Linked DNA regions of Mus musculus: region 2 is linked to region 1. The links are chromatin loops, found by intact Hi-C in ENCODE. Cell type or tissue: heart. All regions are shown on one strand. Links, peaks and the distances in the headings refer to the core of each region. The heading gives the core; the rest is flanking DNA. Region 1 has its middle 39 kb from the start of Prss55. Region 2 overlaps Pinx1 (PIN2/TERF1 interacting, telomerase inhibitor 1).

Evidence for each region. A loop is a pair of places that touch in the nucleus more often than their neighbours do. Peaks named below come from ENCODE experiments on the same cell type or tissue, not always from the same donor. Only the 100,000 strongest peaks of a DNase experiment are listed, where the experiment ranks them.
Region 2: it touches region 1 in a loop (7-fold over the local background); 25 of 42 quality-filtered maps call a loop at or near these places.

What each region holds. Positions count from the first base shown.
Region 1 is chr14:64,042,650-64,051,038 of GRCm38, forward strand. No RefSeq gene overlaps it. Among named protein-coding and RNA genes, the nearest start is that of Prss55, 39 kb to the right of the region's middle. In heart, for the core only: CTCF peaks have their summits at 4,976 (motif pointing left) and 6,763 (motif pointing left); DNase peaks (open chromatin) are centred at 3,832, 4,962, 6,652, 8,042 and 1 weaker place; H3K4me3 peaks cover 919 bases; H3K27ac peaks cover 1,925 bases.
Region 2 is chr14:63,887,828-63,896,216 of GRCm38, forward strand. The region is part of intron 6 of Pinx1 (PIN2/TERF1 interacting, telomerase inhibitor 1); the gene reads left to right. Among named protein-coding and RNA genes, the nearest start is that of Pinx1, 32 kb to the left of the region's middle. In heart, for the core only: a CTCF peak has its summit at 2,895; a DNase peak (open chromatin) is centred at 4,174.

The sequences.
Region 1 (8,389 bases), core at 335-8,334:
AGTATCCTTGGGCCCTCAGAACAGGCTGGAGGAGAAACAAACAAACAAACAAACAAACAGACAAACAAAAGCTGGTGTTGTACTTTGAATGTGAAATGTACCCACTACAGGCTTATGTGTTTTAACGCCTGGCCTCCAGATGGTGGCGCTGTTCAGAAAGGTTGTGGAGGTAGGGCTTGACTGATAAAGGCAGATCACTATGGGTACCTTGGCTCTGATTCGAGTCCTATTCTCTGCTTCCTGATGGGATTGCCTCCTCATACTATCTCCAACAGGGACCAAGCTCTTCCTGTCTCCCTATCTCCCCACCCCACAATGGTCTGAAATACCCTGAGACCAAGAGCTAACTTAGGTGGTCCTCCTTAAATGATGCTTCTATCAGGTATTTTATTCTTATAGGAGTGACATATGGAATGACTACACTAGATGGTAGAGCACCAGAAAAATCCTCACTGTCCAAGGCTTTTATGGAGAGGTGCCAGGGACCATGAGCTGCGACAGCTAAAAGCAAAAACATACTGAGCAGGGGTCTAAGAGATTCTTCTCCCTCCCCTGGAAGGTTTCACCAAACCTCAGAATCTCTTGAGGGTTCCGGGACTTCCTGGATGAGGTGACTCCCCACTGCCTGCTTTCCTCAGGAGCCTCAGTCTGACACACGGTCCCTACAGGTACAGTAGCAGGCCTGGAGGTGTCAGGGAGTGAGCTCTGCCATTTCTTCCTTTGTGCCCACTTTGCCCAACTGCTACACTGCAAAGACTGCATACATATCATCAGTATGATTAGAGGTGAGCTAACAACTTTGCTGTGCCTCAGTTTACCCGTCAACCAACACTGGCTTTATATTCCTATCGCCATATAGTCATGAGAATCCGATGGCACAGCGGATGTGGAGACATGTCGCAGAAACTGTAAAGTCCCTATTACTTCAATGGGTTAAGTACCATTTAACTCAGAGGTGCAGGACTTCTATAGAACACGTTTTAACAGGGAGGGGGCGTGGACTGCAGCGTCCTCATATAGGAGGCAGCACGTGATTGGCTTCCCAGAGTGGTGCTCTGACAGGAGATGAGAGTTAAGGTGTATTTGAAGGAGGAAATATGGCTCAGCTGTGTGTACAGTAGCAAGAGGGCAGAGGCAGGCCTGGGAGCGAGGGATGGCACTGTGACCTGACACCTAGCCCCTAAAGTCCCCTTCTCTCACCCTGGCCCATCCTGCCTGCAGAGACATCAATCCTGATGATAGAGCATGCTTTGCCAACTCATCGCCCTGAGAGACCCTGCTCCTCTCTATTCCCTGTCACTGTGACAGGCTCTCAGCCCCCCTCCAGTTTTGATGGATGGCCCTGAACTGGCTTTCATGCATCTCCGTCTTCCCCAGAAGCTGTGACACAAGTAATTGGTGTCACCTCCATGGTCGCATGCCAAGTGCTGACAAAACAGCCCATAATAGGGGCTTGGTGCTCTGTCCTTGATTGCATGGGAAGAGGCTGCTGGGAAATGGTCCAGCACAGACATAACCTCTTGGGACTCAACGAGGAAGTGGCACATGCAAAGACTCCTGACCCCAACCCCACAGTTCTTATCCTGTGTGTGGCTTCTTCGAGAGCTGAATGGGCTAGGGACGAAGGGCTGCAGACCTCAAGAGCCGCCACTCCTTGATTCTTGCCAGCAAAGGTCCGGCTAATGCCCTTCTTAGTCCAAATGGCTTTCAGCTACAACACAGACTGAGGAACTGGAAGAGCCTAGTGATAGTCGAGTAGCCTGCTTGTGACCCAGAATACTCTATGTTAAGTAAGACAGACCTTGATCTCCTAGGAGACTATCAGGATAGAGGGAAGAAAGTGGCCTTCTGACATCTTGCTTGTCTCCTACAAGAGGGTAGCATTCCACCATACTTCATAGCATGGCATAGAAGCACAGGGAACTAAGGCCACACACTGAGACCTCCTATATGTCCCCAGAGGAACACTTCCCACTCCTTGCTCCCTGGCACCTCACCAGGAGCCAACAGAATCAGGGTAGGCTGAGAGTTGTAGGGGCACAAACCTCCCATCTCTCTAACACGCTAAAACCTGTCCTTCCTGAGGCCCAGATACACAAGGCTGTGTCCTTGAACCAGGTTCAGTGGTCCTTCTTGGCATCTGCTGACAGGCCTCTATCTATACTCTGGTTTTGCAGTGAAAGCCAGGCCTGGAACTGCTGGCTGTGGACACTGAGACCCTCCAGCTGCAGCCTCAGACCCTGTGGCAGCTGGTGCTTTCCTCTTGGTATGGGTCCTGGGCACCAGACCTCACGGTGCACACAGAACCTCAGCACACAACATCCCTGGCTCCGTTGTGCCTTCCTTTGCTGCTTCCGTCACTCTCTTCTTTACTTTTACTTCTTCATTAGAATGCTGTTCACCTTTTGCAAACTGCTCTAAGCCCTGATCCACAGAAGGCAGGCTCACCAATGAAGGGCCAGGCAGGTCGTAAACCATGCTCTGAGCTGTGACCAGGAAGGGACAGCAGACATACAAGGCTTCTCCTGCACCAGGGACTGGGTCTACAGTGGCTGTATCCCACAGGGAGTGATTTTATATCCACCACCCTTGTGTTCTGTGCACTGCCAACGACAGTTCTCCTGTTATAAAAAGTATGTCTTGGCTGCAAGGTAGCTAAACCTCCGGGAAACAAATGGGGTGATATGTGTGCATCATTTAACCATGAGGCAGCTTGGTGTCTTATTGGGCACAAGTCTCAGGGTGTGTGGTTTCCCTAAAGCCCCCAAGGGCTAGCCTGTCTAAGTGACTATCAGGCCTACCTAAGATCTTATTTGTTTCAGTCTAACTTCCAGAGTGGGGTGAAAAGCCTTTTTTATGGCTGAATTTGACTTTGATGGTGTCATATGTTTTTTGAAGATAACAAATATATGGTTGGGGCTGGGCGAGGTGGTGCACACCTTTAATCCCAGCACTCGGGAGGCAGAGGCAGGCGAATTTCTGAGTTTGAGGCTAGCCTGGTCTACAGAGTGAGTTCCAGGACAGCCAGGGCTACACAGAGAAACCCTGTCTCACAAAACAAACAAACAAACAAACAAACAAAACCAAATATATGGTTTTTGTTTCTCAAATCCATCTTACTTGCTTATATTTTTAAAATAATTCTGTGCATGTGCATATGTGTGTGTTCATGCATGTGACAATGCCTGGGTCTGGAATCCAGAGAAGAATACTCAGGAGTTGGTCAATTCCTTCCACCACTGTCTTTTGAATGCAGGTAGTCAAGCTGGCACAAGTGCTTTTACCTACTGAGCTATCTCAGTGGCCCTAGTCTGTGTCTTTTGGTTGGGAATTTAGCCCATTTATGTTCAAAGTTATAACTGAACGCTCTGTGCTGATTCTTGTCTTCAGTTCATGCCCTAACTACTGGGGAACACGGGAAAGAACTGGAGAAGCTTGCTCTGGGCTCTCCTGGAAGCTCTTGCCATCCAGCATGGGACGGTTGCAAGAGCCCTTCTTGGATTCGTAGCTCTGTCTGCTCCACGGTGAAAAGAAAAGAGGCTTGTAGGCTGACTGGCAGGGGAAGCTCCTGGATGGAGCAGCTCCCCTGGGGAATAGAGCTTACAATACCCAGAGAGTAGTCTCTGTTGATTCTTGAGCGACAGCCTGGGAGAGCCCCCCACCGCCCCCGCCGCCGCCGCCCGCCCCGCCGCCAGCCGCTCAGCTCATTGTCCCACACAGGGTAGTCGGCTCTGATTCTGGGACTCAGTCCTTGAGCCACAGCCTGGGAGAGCCCCTGCTGCCGCCCGCTGCTCATTGTCCAAGTGCTGCCACTTTTCCTCTGCTACATTGTTCCCTTATCAGCATTCCACACACTGTGGTGGCTGCACAGGAAAGCATGGCCACCACTGAGGCTGTCGCCTGGGTGGTGGATGCCAGGTGTCCCGCCACACAATCGGCCCCTCAGGCCCATCCCAGAGCCCGGACAAACTGGTCCACTAGGGCAACATTTGGCTGACCCTGCTCTCTTCAGGGTTGTTAAAGGAGAGAATAAAGAAGAACAGACTCTAGTCCTGGTGACCTCAGGAGGCACGTGTGGCACTGCTGGGTCTCTGCCCTCACTGCGATGTCCCACGGGAACTGAAATCTCTGGTCCATGACGGTGAAGCATAGGCTGGTGCTATGGAGAAAGTCAAGGAAGGCAGGGAAAAGAAAAACGCTTCAGGGACTGCTCTTAATGGACATTAGGCTGGTGGTTGGGAGGAACGGTGCCATCTGTAGTTCCTGAACCGTTTTCTGAAGTGAATGGTTTAGACTCAATATGACAGCTTCTACCCAGGGATTGGGGAACAAGGTCTAGCAGGAAGTGGGAGCAATTTGTTTTGGGTCTGCACTAGCCTAGAATACTCTTGGGCACTAAGGAAGGTGGGTGGTGCTGATGCAACAAATTAAACTATTAGACACCTAATTAAATTTGAATATTTAAATCAGTGAATAAGAGCTTTAAAAATGTCTTATCCCTATGATATGGTGGCAAACACCAGAGTACTGGAGGTGCAGACCAGAGGGTCAGGGTCATCCTCGGCTAATACTGAGCTGATCTCAAATAAATGAAACAAAACAGATATAGTCATGTAATGTTTAGCTCAAACACTTAAATGCTACACTGAAATGCAAGAGTAATCAGGCAATCTGTGTTTTATTTTGTCTCATCCACCAGGAGAGTGAGAGAGACCTCAAGAGGTCTGGGGCAGCCCCTCTCAAAGTTTGGGTCTCAAGCTCTTTTCTGCTTCTTCGGGTAGCACCCATCATCAGGGCTTATGGGTACAGGAGAAGCCTCCCAGCTGTTCTATTACCCTGAAAAACAAAACAAAACAAAGCAAAACAGACAAAAACACAAAAAGCAAAACAAACAAAAACCCACAAAAACAAAACAAAACACCAGCAGCTAGGTTAGTGCTTCATTTACAGGTGGTGTATCTCCCTCGCCCCCTGCTGGCAACATCAGATATTACAGCTTCTTGGTCAGGTCTTGTCCTGGAAATCTCTGAGCCCTGAGTCTGAGACCACCCACCTTTCATCTGCCTGGGGGAAATCAGAAATGTGGATTTTTGTGAAGAAAATCACACTATCCTCTGTGTATCATAATTTCTGAAATATCACCTTACCTTACCCCAGTCAAGTAGGAATTTAGAGAAAATAGCATAATTTTCACCAATTTTATGTACCCAGAGTCTAGAAATTTCTAGAAACAAAAAAAGTTCATGACACTTGTGAGCTAACAAGACTCAAGCCCTTAAGAAGACAGAAACTCTAGGATTGGAGACAAGATAGATGCAGAAGGGTCTCCTCACATCAGAGCAGGAAGTCACTGCCCCAAAGAATTTCAAAGCCCCTTGCTTCTGCATTCTGGTTACCGTGGAACGTTGAATGCACACACACTCCATGTGCCGCTAGGACACCTAGGACACTAGGGCACATCAGTGCTATCTCAACCTCGTGACATCTATGCTCCGAGTGGAACGCTGACAGAGTTGTGAGCCTAAACTCACAAGCATCCTGGGATCTGCAGATGGGGAGAGCTGGGCTTGGTGGTTCCTCAACAGTTTGGAGGTCTTTCAGGAAAACAAGGTGAGATCGTGAGCCCATAGGTCTGGAAGTCAACGTTCATTTGGAAAGAATAAATAAATCACAATTAGCATATGTTGATAAAGGCTTTATCATCGGAGGTGGTTTTAGGCTCACAAGAAAGTTGAGGTATACAGAGTTCCCAAGTTCCCATGGGGTTCCCTCCATGATGAGCATTTCCCACTGGAGCAGGACCTGCATTGTTTGTTTTGACTTTTTGTGTGTTTACTTATTGTGGCACCGTCTCACTCTATAGCGCTGGTTAGCCTGGGAACCAGGCCAGCCTTAAACTCAGACCCACCTGCCTCTGCCTCCCAAGTGCTGGGATGAAAGGTGTGCACACCAAGGCCAAAAACTCAACCCAGGCTGTGACTGTACCCACAAAGGCCTGGCTGCCCCTGAGGCAATGGTATTGTGTGTGTGTGTGTGTGTGTCTGTGTGTGTGTGTGTCTGTGTGTGTGTGTGTGTGTCTGTGTGTGTGTGTGTGTGTGTGTGTGTGTGTCTGTGTGTGTGTGTGTGTGTGTGTGTGTCTGTGTGTGTGTGTGTGTGTGTGTCTGTCTGTCTGTGTGTGTGTGTGTCTGTGTGTGTGTGTGTCTGTCTGTCTGTTTGTCAGGGTCATTTTCCAAGAAGCGCTGCCTAGTGAGAGTGACTCCGAGACCCATCTTTCTCCTTGTCTCTGAAGCAATATTAATCTTACTCTGCCAAGGTTTAAAGTGGGTGCAGTTTGTACTACTATCCCTACGCTACCCTGTCCTCCACCCCAAAGACAACAACACGGCAGTGACTGCCCGGTAAATGAGAATACTAAAGGGGAGGCATCGTGAAGGAAGTAATTTGATCTCCTGAGATGTGAAGGCAAGGTTCAAAGTCAGTGGAACAGAACAAGAAGAACAGGAGGAAACACCACACAATGGCCACAGGCTGGTGTGAACGGTTCTCCGCAGAGGACGGCTCACCAGGTTTGAGTTCTGAGTTCCTGGGCAAGGCAAGGAAGCTCTTTGTGATCCAAGAGCTTTCTTGTTCAGTGGCCTGATTTGGACAGGGCTTGGAGGAGCCCTGAGGACAGTTTGGATGATTGATCACCCTTAGGGATCAGAATTCTAGTTCCTGCTGGGTTCATGAGTTGTGTTTAGGTAAGCAGTGCCCTCTACTGCTCTGTTGCTTGCATTGCAGTTCCCAGGGCAGCTACTTTGCCTGGAGCCTTGTCAACAGGGGAAAGTGGAACAGGTTAAGACACCAAGCATCTTCAACCAAAACAGAGGTTTCTGCACAAGCCACACACAGTGGTCTTCAGAAACCGGGAGTTTTGTGTCCGAGAAGTGAAGGGTTTGTGGACACCAAGCTAGATTAGGTCTATCTACATTGGCTGTCTTTGTTCTGAACATGCAGACATTTTCCCCCATTATTCCCTAAACAATACATCAGAGCAAATACTGACATAACATTCACATCATGTTAAGTACGATAAGTAGTGTATAGATGATTTAAAATATGCGCATGAGTTTCATGCGAAGAATATGCCATTTTCTATAAGGGGCTTGAATTTCTGGAGGTCTGGACCCCTGCCTGTGTGGGACCTTAGAATCAGTCCCCTATGGATACTAAGGGGTAACTATTTAGATTTTTGCATGAGATGAAAGTTAGAGATCTATCAAGATACAAACATATTTACATTTGCTGCATCGTCAAAAGCCAAAGAACTTTTGTCTACTTAGTTGGCTCCAGCGGACTGGGTAGCATCAGCTTTGGATCTTCAGGAAGACAGCACATCCAATCCCCCATTTAGCCCATGTGGATGGTTTCACAAGCTGTTTTATTGGCTTAACTAACCAATTAAGAATGCCTAAGCTTATATTTACGATATTCTCAGGGCTTAATAGTAGCAGGACTTTGCACCCCATGGCATATAGGCGCATTTTCTAGGAAGACTTTATCCTCCGGTTTCCAGTGAAAGGGTACCCTTGAGTTTTCACATCGAGTACCTAGGTGCTTGCTCCATGCCTCCCGGACTGGGAGATCTGTTCCCAGGAGCTCCACAACAGTAGTAGCTATGCTAAGTGTCCTGGATGAGGTGGCTCTTCATGAAGAACCACATCTATTACTGAAGGCTGTTTCCCCTCTAAGTCCCTTGCCAAGCTGAGGATGGGAAAGAAAGTGAGATTAAGAAAAGAAACCCACACTATTTAACCAGATCAGATGCCCAGAGGGTTTCTTGGAAACTCCCAGGGCATGGGAGCCATCACAAAGGATAATAAACAGAAAGTGCAAGAAGGGACAGCCCAGTGGCTTTCCTTTGATCCTGTTTCCTCTGCAGGGCTCAGGGCGCCTAGGTTCCACGCTGCAGTTTTGTTCTACTGTCTGACTGTGGCTTAGTGTGCAAACAGAAACCTCTTCCTCTGACCCAAGGCAAGCAGACCAAGAGGAAGCTCCCCAGGGACTCTGTCCTGCTTGTCCCCACCCTCCAGCGTCAGAAGGTCTACGGCTAGAGAATCCTGGTGCCCTCGGCTTCTGCTGAGTTTGCTGAGCTTTGGGTGGGGAACCTGGAAAGTGAAAAGCCACGTTTGACCTCATTAAACACACACGTGCTTGCACACACACACACACACACACACACACCCTTCTGACTGTAAATACAGGATTCCAACTCTAAATGAAACAATAAGAGCTGGATTCAATGAGGCTCCCGGGCAAACAGAGTGTTTAGGGTTTTGTTGAGATTCTATTGTGTTGACTGGAGGTTCTTAATACAGTAAGACAGCAAGAGGCTTCCTGTTATGGAAAC
Region 2 (8,389 bases), core at 146-8,145, 160 kb before region 1:
GCTGCTCGTATGCCACATTTAGATGGTTCTAGTGTGTGTAGTCTTGTTGCTGTTGCCCTTTGGCCAGCACAGTCATGGCCAGTGCGGAGGTACCATGCCTTATGGCAGCTGTGTTTCTTTAGCAAGCATCTTGCTGCCCCTTGGAATGCAGTTCCCAGCAGGTAGAGTGGTGCCAGGAACTCTTTCTCACTATAGAGCTTCTCTCAGAGGCAAACCTGCCCAGCTGACCTTGGTCTAGTCTTTTGAGTGGAGATGGTTTAAGTCAAGGACTGGGGCTCACGTCCCCATTATGTCACTCAGTCTTCAGAATGATTGGCAATTTTATAATTGCACATCACCTCCAGAAAAAGGAAGCTGAGGTCCAGAGAGAAAAAACTTGCTTAGTCTACCATGAAGCAGGACTGAGAGTTCCAGGCTGTGCTTCTGTGTGAAGAATTTAAAAATGAAATAAACCCCAGTGCCAGTGCAGTCCTCACTACCTGCCCCAATATTCTGGGTTCCCGAATGAAAGACACACACAGCCTTTATATTTTTATATGCCTAAATCGGCTCAATGGCTGGGCCACTTTCTAACCTCCGTGTGGTTAATCCATCCCCACCCCACTGCCGCCGATAATCCCAAGTTATTACTTACTAAATCCTACATTCTATCTTGGCTGCTTTGGACCCAGAGTGATGCCCAGCTGGACTGCACTCTCCCAGCTCCTCCCTGGGAGCTATGCCTCCCTGTCCTTCACTCTCCTCTCCTTCTCCTGGTGTGGGGATCTCCTTCTTCTCCCTTCTCCCTGTCCCTAGCCCAGGAATCCTAAAAGTCCCGCCTCTATCTGCCCTACTCACCCATTGGCTGTTGACATCTTTATTTACCAATCAGAACCAACTGGGGGCAGGGCCCCTCAGTGTCTTACATGCAGACATTCTTGCAATCAAGTTTTTGGGGGAACATAATTAGCCTGCGAATATAAGCAGCTACATTTCCCCCTTTGTCCAGTTAAAAAGGCCTTTTCTCTCAGGTATACATTGAAAATAATTATAACAATTATGTAAACTGTAAAGTATGATAAACACTAATAATGTCTAGCCTATCAATTTTGTCAACTTAGACACAGTACTCTATCATCTATCCTAACTTAAAGAGTTTGAAATTCTATACCTGAATTATGTTTTGATTTTAACTTGCATTAACAATCTGAAAACCATCCTTTCAAATTTAGAACATCTTCTTTAATGCTAAACAACTTAAGTTCAATAATGAGACTTAACTAATTTTCAAACCTGTCAGAAATCTGAGAAGGAATTAAATATTACCTGAAAATGTAGGAAGCACAAAAAAATATACAAATTGCTCTGGGCTCTGCTTCACCTGGGGAGCCTAAGGCCTATGTAGATGTAAAGATTCACCATTACCTTTAGCTGGTCAGCCAGAGCCTAGGTCTTGATCAGTTGCTTCTGATAGAGGCAAGGTGAGTTGCAGTTTGTGCTTAGCAAACCCTCAGTGTACCTTCTGATTTCCTTGCTTCCTGTCTGCACTATTTTCCTCTGCAGGGTGAGCCATGATTGCTTCATGATGCTAGGAAGAAGTCACTGTTGCTGCTGCTGTGGCTGTTGTTGTTGAGACAGGGTCTCCCTATGCAGTTCATGCCAGCTTTGAGCTCATAATGTACCCTAAACGGTCCTCAAACTTGAAATCTCCCCGCTTCCCCTTCCCAAGTGCTAGATTTTAAGTGTACACCTCTGCCTATCCTTCTTAAGGGTTTTTAATTCTAGGATTCCATTTCTCAGGAAGTGTTTTCATAAATGTCTTATCTCAATCGTCCTAAGCAAAGACAATAATAAATCTAGGGCAGAAACTTTTCTTAGGACCCTATACAATGCAGTTGCCTTACTAAATTTAACCTTGGCCAGATCTGTGGACCCTGCACTGAGTAGTACAGGCCCTGCACCAGGGTCCATTGTCTTGGCTGTGGGAAGGCTGGGATGAGAGTGGTTCCCTTTGCTTTTGAGGCTAGCATAGCACTAAAATTCCTACTTGTTCCCAGCCAGATCACGTACATGAACACCATTCTGTTTTAGTTAGCTGTGGCCAAAAAAGCCCAGTTTACTAAGTAAATGGTTCAGTAGAAGAACCATGGAACAGTGCTCCCTGGCATTGGGTGACACCCTGTGGTGGCTTTGGATCACACTGGCACTCTTCAGCTGCACAGGTTTGTTTCTATGTCATGCAGTCTACAGTCATCAAACCCTAGAAATAGCACCGGATCTGTATTTCAGGCTTTTACTAGGTTACAGTCCTGCATAAGATCTCACTTTGTGGAACTGACAGCAGAGGTAGAAGGATGTTAATTAAGCAAATCAAAACAAGGTAAATGAGACTTACAGTCCAGAAATAACAAACAGAAATGAGACCATGTAGTAAGTAGCGAGAGCAGGTCTGTCATCATTTCACAGACCTGCACCGAAGTCCTCTGCACTTCTAGTCATGACTTTCCACAGGAATTCAACCTGTCTGAGCTTCACTGGTCAGCCAGAACTACAGTCCCAGCATTGGCTACTGAGTTCCTCATGCAAACATGGGTAGAAAGTCACACTAACCAGAAAAACTTACTGGCCCAATAATGTCCTATGGCCCATGTTCCCATCTGTCTTGGAAAATAGTGCCTTCGCTTGGCCTCCTGCTAAGTGACTCTTACCAAAAGGCTGTGTGCTGTGACTGTAGATAGCAGGCCTCTGTGTTGAGTCACATGCACGGGTCACACTTTTGTCTGATAAACCACAGTTGAGAGAGACAGGTAGGATGACAGCTGTAAAGTTCTCTCCCTTGGATATGGCCACCTGGTTCTGCCTTCTCTGGAGGCCTTTTCCTGGTCTCATGTCTATCAAAGCCAAGTGGGTGTTGAGGGAACTGCATGGGAGTCTCTTAATGGCAGAATAAGCTGCGTTGTGGAGCCATGGCAGGAAATGGAGGCGACAGTCTTCACCTGCCTGGCTGCTCTCAGGCCTGTGAGAAACTCTGCGCTCTAAAGCCTGTACCCTAAAGCCCAGCACTGACACACTGATGCACACACCCTTCACTGCTGTCAGCTTTACTGCTCATGAGTATGGGATTTCAAACTACTAGCATAAAACTGCAGGCTTACAGTAAAACATTTAACTTAGTGACTTGCCTTGCCATTTTTGTGACTATTTCTTCTAAGTATAACAAAATAGATTTTTTTAATGGCAACATTAAGAAACTTTTCTCTAACTACCATGCGTATTGAAATAGTTTAAATAAGCTATCTGCAGCTTATCGGTTTTTAAGAAATTAGAGAGGTCATCATTCCTAATTCCTTTCTGTAAAAGTAGGTTTAGGTACACACTCAGGTTTTTAAAGTTTATGTGATGGAGGGTTGTTTTAGTTAGAACTTTACTGCTGTGAACAGACACAATGATAAAAGCAACTCTTATAAGGACAACATTTAATAGGGGCTGGCTTACAGGTTCAGAGGTTCAGTCCATTATCATCAGGGCAAGAACATGGCAGCATCCAAGCAGGCATGGTGTAGGAGGAGCTGAGAGTTCTAGATCTTCATCTGAAGGCTGCTAGCATAATACTGGCTTCCAGGTAGCTAGGACTAGGGTATAAAAGCCCACACCCACAACGACACACCTGCCCTAACAAGGCCACACCTCCAGTATATTCAAACTATTACAAAGGTCTGTCTGTCTTTCTTTCTTCCTCTCTCTCTCTCTCTCTCTCTTTCTCTTTCTTTCTTTCTTTCTTTCTTTCTTTCTTTCTTTCTTTCTTTCTTTCTTTCTTTCTTTCTTTAGATTTATTTATTATATGAGTGCACTGTAGCTGTCTTTGGACACACCAGAAGAGGTATCGGATCCCATTATAGATGGTTGTGAGCCACCATGTTGTTCCTGGGAATTGAACTCAGAACCTTTGGAAGAGCAGTTGGTAAGTGCTCTTAACCGCTGAGCCATCTCTCCAGTGGTCTGTTTCTTACAAATAGCAGAAAATGATATGTAAACAGAATACATTTCTGAGCATCATTGATCATAACCACTACGTAAGACGTAACATGTTCTTCCCCCTAGAGGATGGCTCTTTGACCTTGTGAGTGATGGCTGTGTTTCCTACAGACCATTCTTCCTTGTGCAGTGTAGGGTGTCTTTTGGAAAGCTGGCACCAGGTGGAGCTCCTGAGTAGTAGCGTTCACTGTCTCCAGTTCATGGCTAAAGACACTTAAATACTCAGTCTCTGCCTTAAGTAGATAGGTTGACATTTTTAACCAATTTCTAGAAAACTGCTGTATGATTGCAGAGGCACAAATTCAAAATAATTCCTTTTCCTCCACTTAAAATAAAAGATGGTTTCCCCTTTTGAGAGTTGCAAAAGCAACAGGTGACTGAAAGGAGATCAGCTAGGTCCAGTTTGTTACCAGTGTGCTGCCCCACACACCCATCCGTGGTGCAGCTTCAGAATTATCTGCTGGACTATTTGCTCTCAAGAGTCCTAGCTACTAGCTGGGCTGATTAAGGGAATGTAACTATGTTTTTTCTTCATTAATAATTTCCATTGTAGAGCTAGAGATGTAGCCTAGCAACCACCCATGGGGTAGAGGCAAGAGGACCACGCTGTAGAAGAGCACGTATTTGCGGGTAGAGGAAGGTTGGAACTAGATCGGCTTCAGTTGAAGCTGTGGCCAGTGCCTCATATTAGTTCTTCATCCCACCCAACTCCCAAGTGTCCCGTGGGTTATAGATATTTGGAAGCATGCGGTCAATTAACAAAGCTATATTGTAGCCTTCTTAGAGCTTTTTCTGTGTTAATGAACACAGCCCTCCTCCTAAACGTCACTTAGTTATCGTATGTAGAACTTATTTATTTATTTATTTATTTATTTATTTAGGCTCCTCGGATTAAATTGTGGAAAGATGTTCTGCATGACTAAGAGAAGAAACCACTGGTCAAGAAAAAGAAGTGAAGGCAGAGCAACTTTGCCAGATTAAGATTGTCTGGAGTAAGCTGATTGTTTTCATAGTGTTTCCCATGTCCTGCGTGGTCCAGTCATCCCCATAGCTGAGGAGACTATACTGAGACACCAGTGCATTTTAGAAACCTTGGATACTACTCAGCCCTGTGAGATGTATACTATGTCCTTACTCTATGAACTGTAGCATTGCCAAATAGTACTGGAGATAGCCTGTCCCAGGTTCCATGCCCTGGAGTAACTTTTGCAACCCTCTGTCTATACTTAGGAGTCATTATTAAGTAAAATTAGGGTTCTTTAAACACAAGAGCTGTGACACTAGGCAGTTGATCAGATAACAGAAATTATTATCAATGACTAACAGGTGAGCAGCATATATACCATGAACACACTGAACAAAAAGACAATTTGTGTTCCAGTCAAGATTATGTCAGATGTTATCACACTTATTAGAACTGTGAAGTTTAAATTGTATTTTTCTGCAATTTTGCACTTAGTATTTTTAGACTGTGGTTAAGCTTGGAAACCGTTGTAGAGAATCTGGGAAGTTTTAGAGGTAAACAAACAGAATGGCAGTCTGGAAAGCATGCCTAGTGAGCTGGGTAATCCATATAATTGAGAATTGTTGTCATGGTTTTTGTGTGTCTGTCCTCCAGAAGACAGGCTGATGCCAAGAGGATATGGGGTAAGGGTAGAAATGCAAGGCCATCAGTCAGCACAGTGCCCATGTCAGAGTTTTGCACATTAATCTCTACCCTGGTTAAAATTCCTTTGTACTCCACATGGCCTAGGGGGACCTCTGCCTTCAGTCCTTGACTCTGACTTCATGGTAAAGCTCTTCTTCCTAGACTGCCCATTGTTCAGGTTTTACCCAGCATGCCCAGCAGATGAGTCATTCCTGTGCATCACTGTGTGCTTCTGTAACCAGTTTTAGCTCCATCCCTTCTTCATCACATCCCCATGTGATCTTACTGGTGCGCTAACACTCCAGCTTTGCCACCACAGGACTCGCAGCATCCCTGGCTACCTCCCTGTATTAAAACACCTGACGGACGCTTCTGTGACTGAAAGAGTTCAGCGTAAGCCTCCTTTAGGCACTTAAAGCAATTGTTCTGTTTTTGCTTTTCTGTACAAATCCTTTGTTCAGATGAATGGGGTGGAAGCTTAGATACCATGAGGGTCATGTGGTGTTCATGAGTGAGAGCATGTTTGTGATTGTTGGTTCGTAGTGGCTGTCATATTTGGAACTCTCTAGCATAGACCTGTATGTTAAAAGTGAGACCACTTTGATTTTTAACACTGACCAACTTCAGTGACACTGTGTTTTGAAAGTCTTGGAGATTCATTTTGTTTTCCTATAATCAGTGAGTAAGTCATGAAGTTCTGGGGTAAATGCTTAGTTTTTCCATAAAGTGACATTAATTGCTGGAGATTTTGGTTGATAGCTTCCAAAGGGTGCTTTTGCTTCTTTGAATGTTGGGGTGGGACCTGAGCCAAGCCTTTGTAGCTAAGCAAGAGAAATTTCTATGCACTTACTTGTCTGAGATAGAGGTTCGATAACCTTTAGCCCTGGATATTTAAGAAACATCGACAACAACCAAGTCTCCTATGTAGTCCTGGCCAGCCTGGAACTCCCAGCTTTCCTTTGCCTCCTGAGTACACCACCAGGCCTGGCTTGAGGTGTGGATTTTTGTTTGTTTGTTTGTTTGTTTTGTTTTTTTCTCTTGTAGATCCAATAGACATTTTTTAATATTGAAATTTCACCTAGCCAAAATGACTTTTTATAGCAAATTAATCTTAAGAGTTTTTTAATAATTTATTTTGTTTTGTCTTTTTAAAAAATATTTATTTATTTAATTTATGAGTGCTCTGCTGTGTATATATCTACAGACCAAAAGAGGGCATCAGATCTCCTTATAGATAGTTGTGAGCCATCATATGGTTGCTGGGAATTGAACTCAGGGCCTCTAGAAGAGCAGCCAATGCTCTTAACTGCTGAGCCATCTCACTAGCCCAATAATCTTAGAGTTTTACATTTAGAAAGTCAACACATGAGCTAGAGAGATGGCTCAGTGGTTAAGAGCACTGGCTGCTCTTCCAGAGGTCCTGAGTTCAATTCCCAGCAGGTATGTGGTGGCTCACAACCATCTGTAATGGGATAATGCCCTCCTCTGGCATGCAGGTGTAAATGCAAATAGAGCATTCATATGTCTAAAATAAACAAGTAAATCTTAGAAAGAAGGAAGAAGGAAAAGGAAGCCAACACACTCTTGAATTTTATTTTCCTGATTTAACAGGCATCAGTCTTCCCAGTGAGTTATCTGGAGACATGTTCCATGTTTATTTCCCTTCTTTGTCACCATCCCTCCTCAACTGTGTTGAAGTCCTCAGTGCGGCTTGGACAGGAAGCCTCTCAGTCAACACAGTAGACGACGCTCTCTATTGTTGGGAAGAAGTCAGAGCACCTTTTATGTGGTGTCCTAGAAACTGAGCACCATCTTCACAAAGTTTCTGCACTAAGACTGGAGCTTGTAATGCCAAGTCTAATGCGAAAGCACCGTGCTACTAATTTAAAGTTATACCAACTAAAGAAGTTAGTCATATGTTCTGATTGTTTTTGCCCCAAGTCCATATAGAGCCGTGCTAACTTCGTGAATAGTACCGCTCTTCTTTGTAGGTTAGAGGAGCTATTTGTATGGATAGTTACAGGCTCTACATTTTCATTTTATTACATTTGTTTGTTTGTTTGTGGTGAGGGTACATGTGCCGTGGTGTGATGTAGAGCTCAGAGGACAACTTGGAGGAGTTGGTTTTCTCCTCTCATCATGCCCTGGGGATTGTACTTAGGTCCTCAGATTTAGTAGCAAGTGCGCTTAGCCACAGAACATCTATTTACAATTAAAATTTAAATTACTAGGAAAAGAAATAGCAAGCAGTGAATTGTGATTCATAACCAAGAGCTGAACATTCATAGTTCTTAGGAGTCTGCCTAAAAACCTCATGTGAATTTAAGTTGGGGGGGGGGCATGCACCTCTGTGTATAGAGGCCAGAGGCTGACATTGTGTGTCTTTCTAGATGACCATCAGAGATTCGAATCCAGTTTCATTTGATTATGTTAGGCATTTTACTGACTGAGCCATCTCCACAGCCCAACTTTCCCATTCTCAAAGAGAAAAATTAAGAATTGATTGTTACTAAAAATAATTGCTAAGCAACTATCCAGTCTCCATTTTTAGCTTATCTTTAGTTGCCCAAATTTAAAGCCATTCCTATATCTCTGACTATAGTTGTCCTCTCTGTGTCACGCAGTGTTGCTTTATGCACCCAGGGGAATTATTTGCCTCTTTTTTTTGTTTTTGTTTTTTTGAACCTGTTTTTGTTTGAACCTGTTACAGGTACTTACTGCAATAAT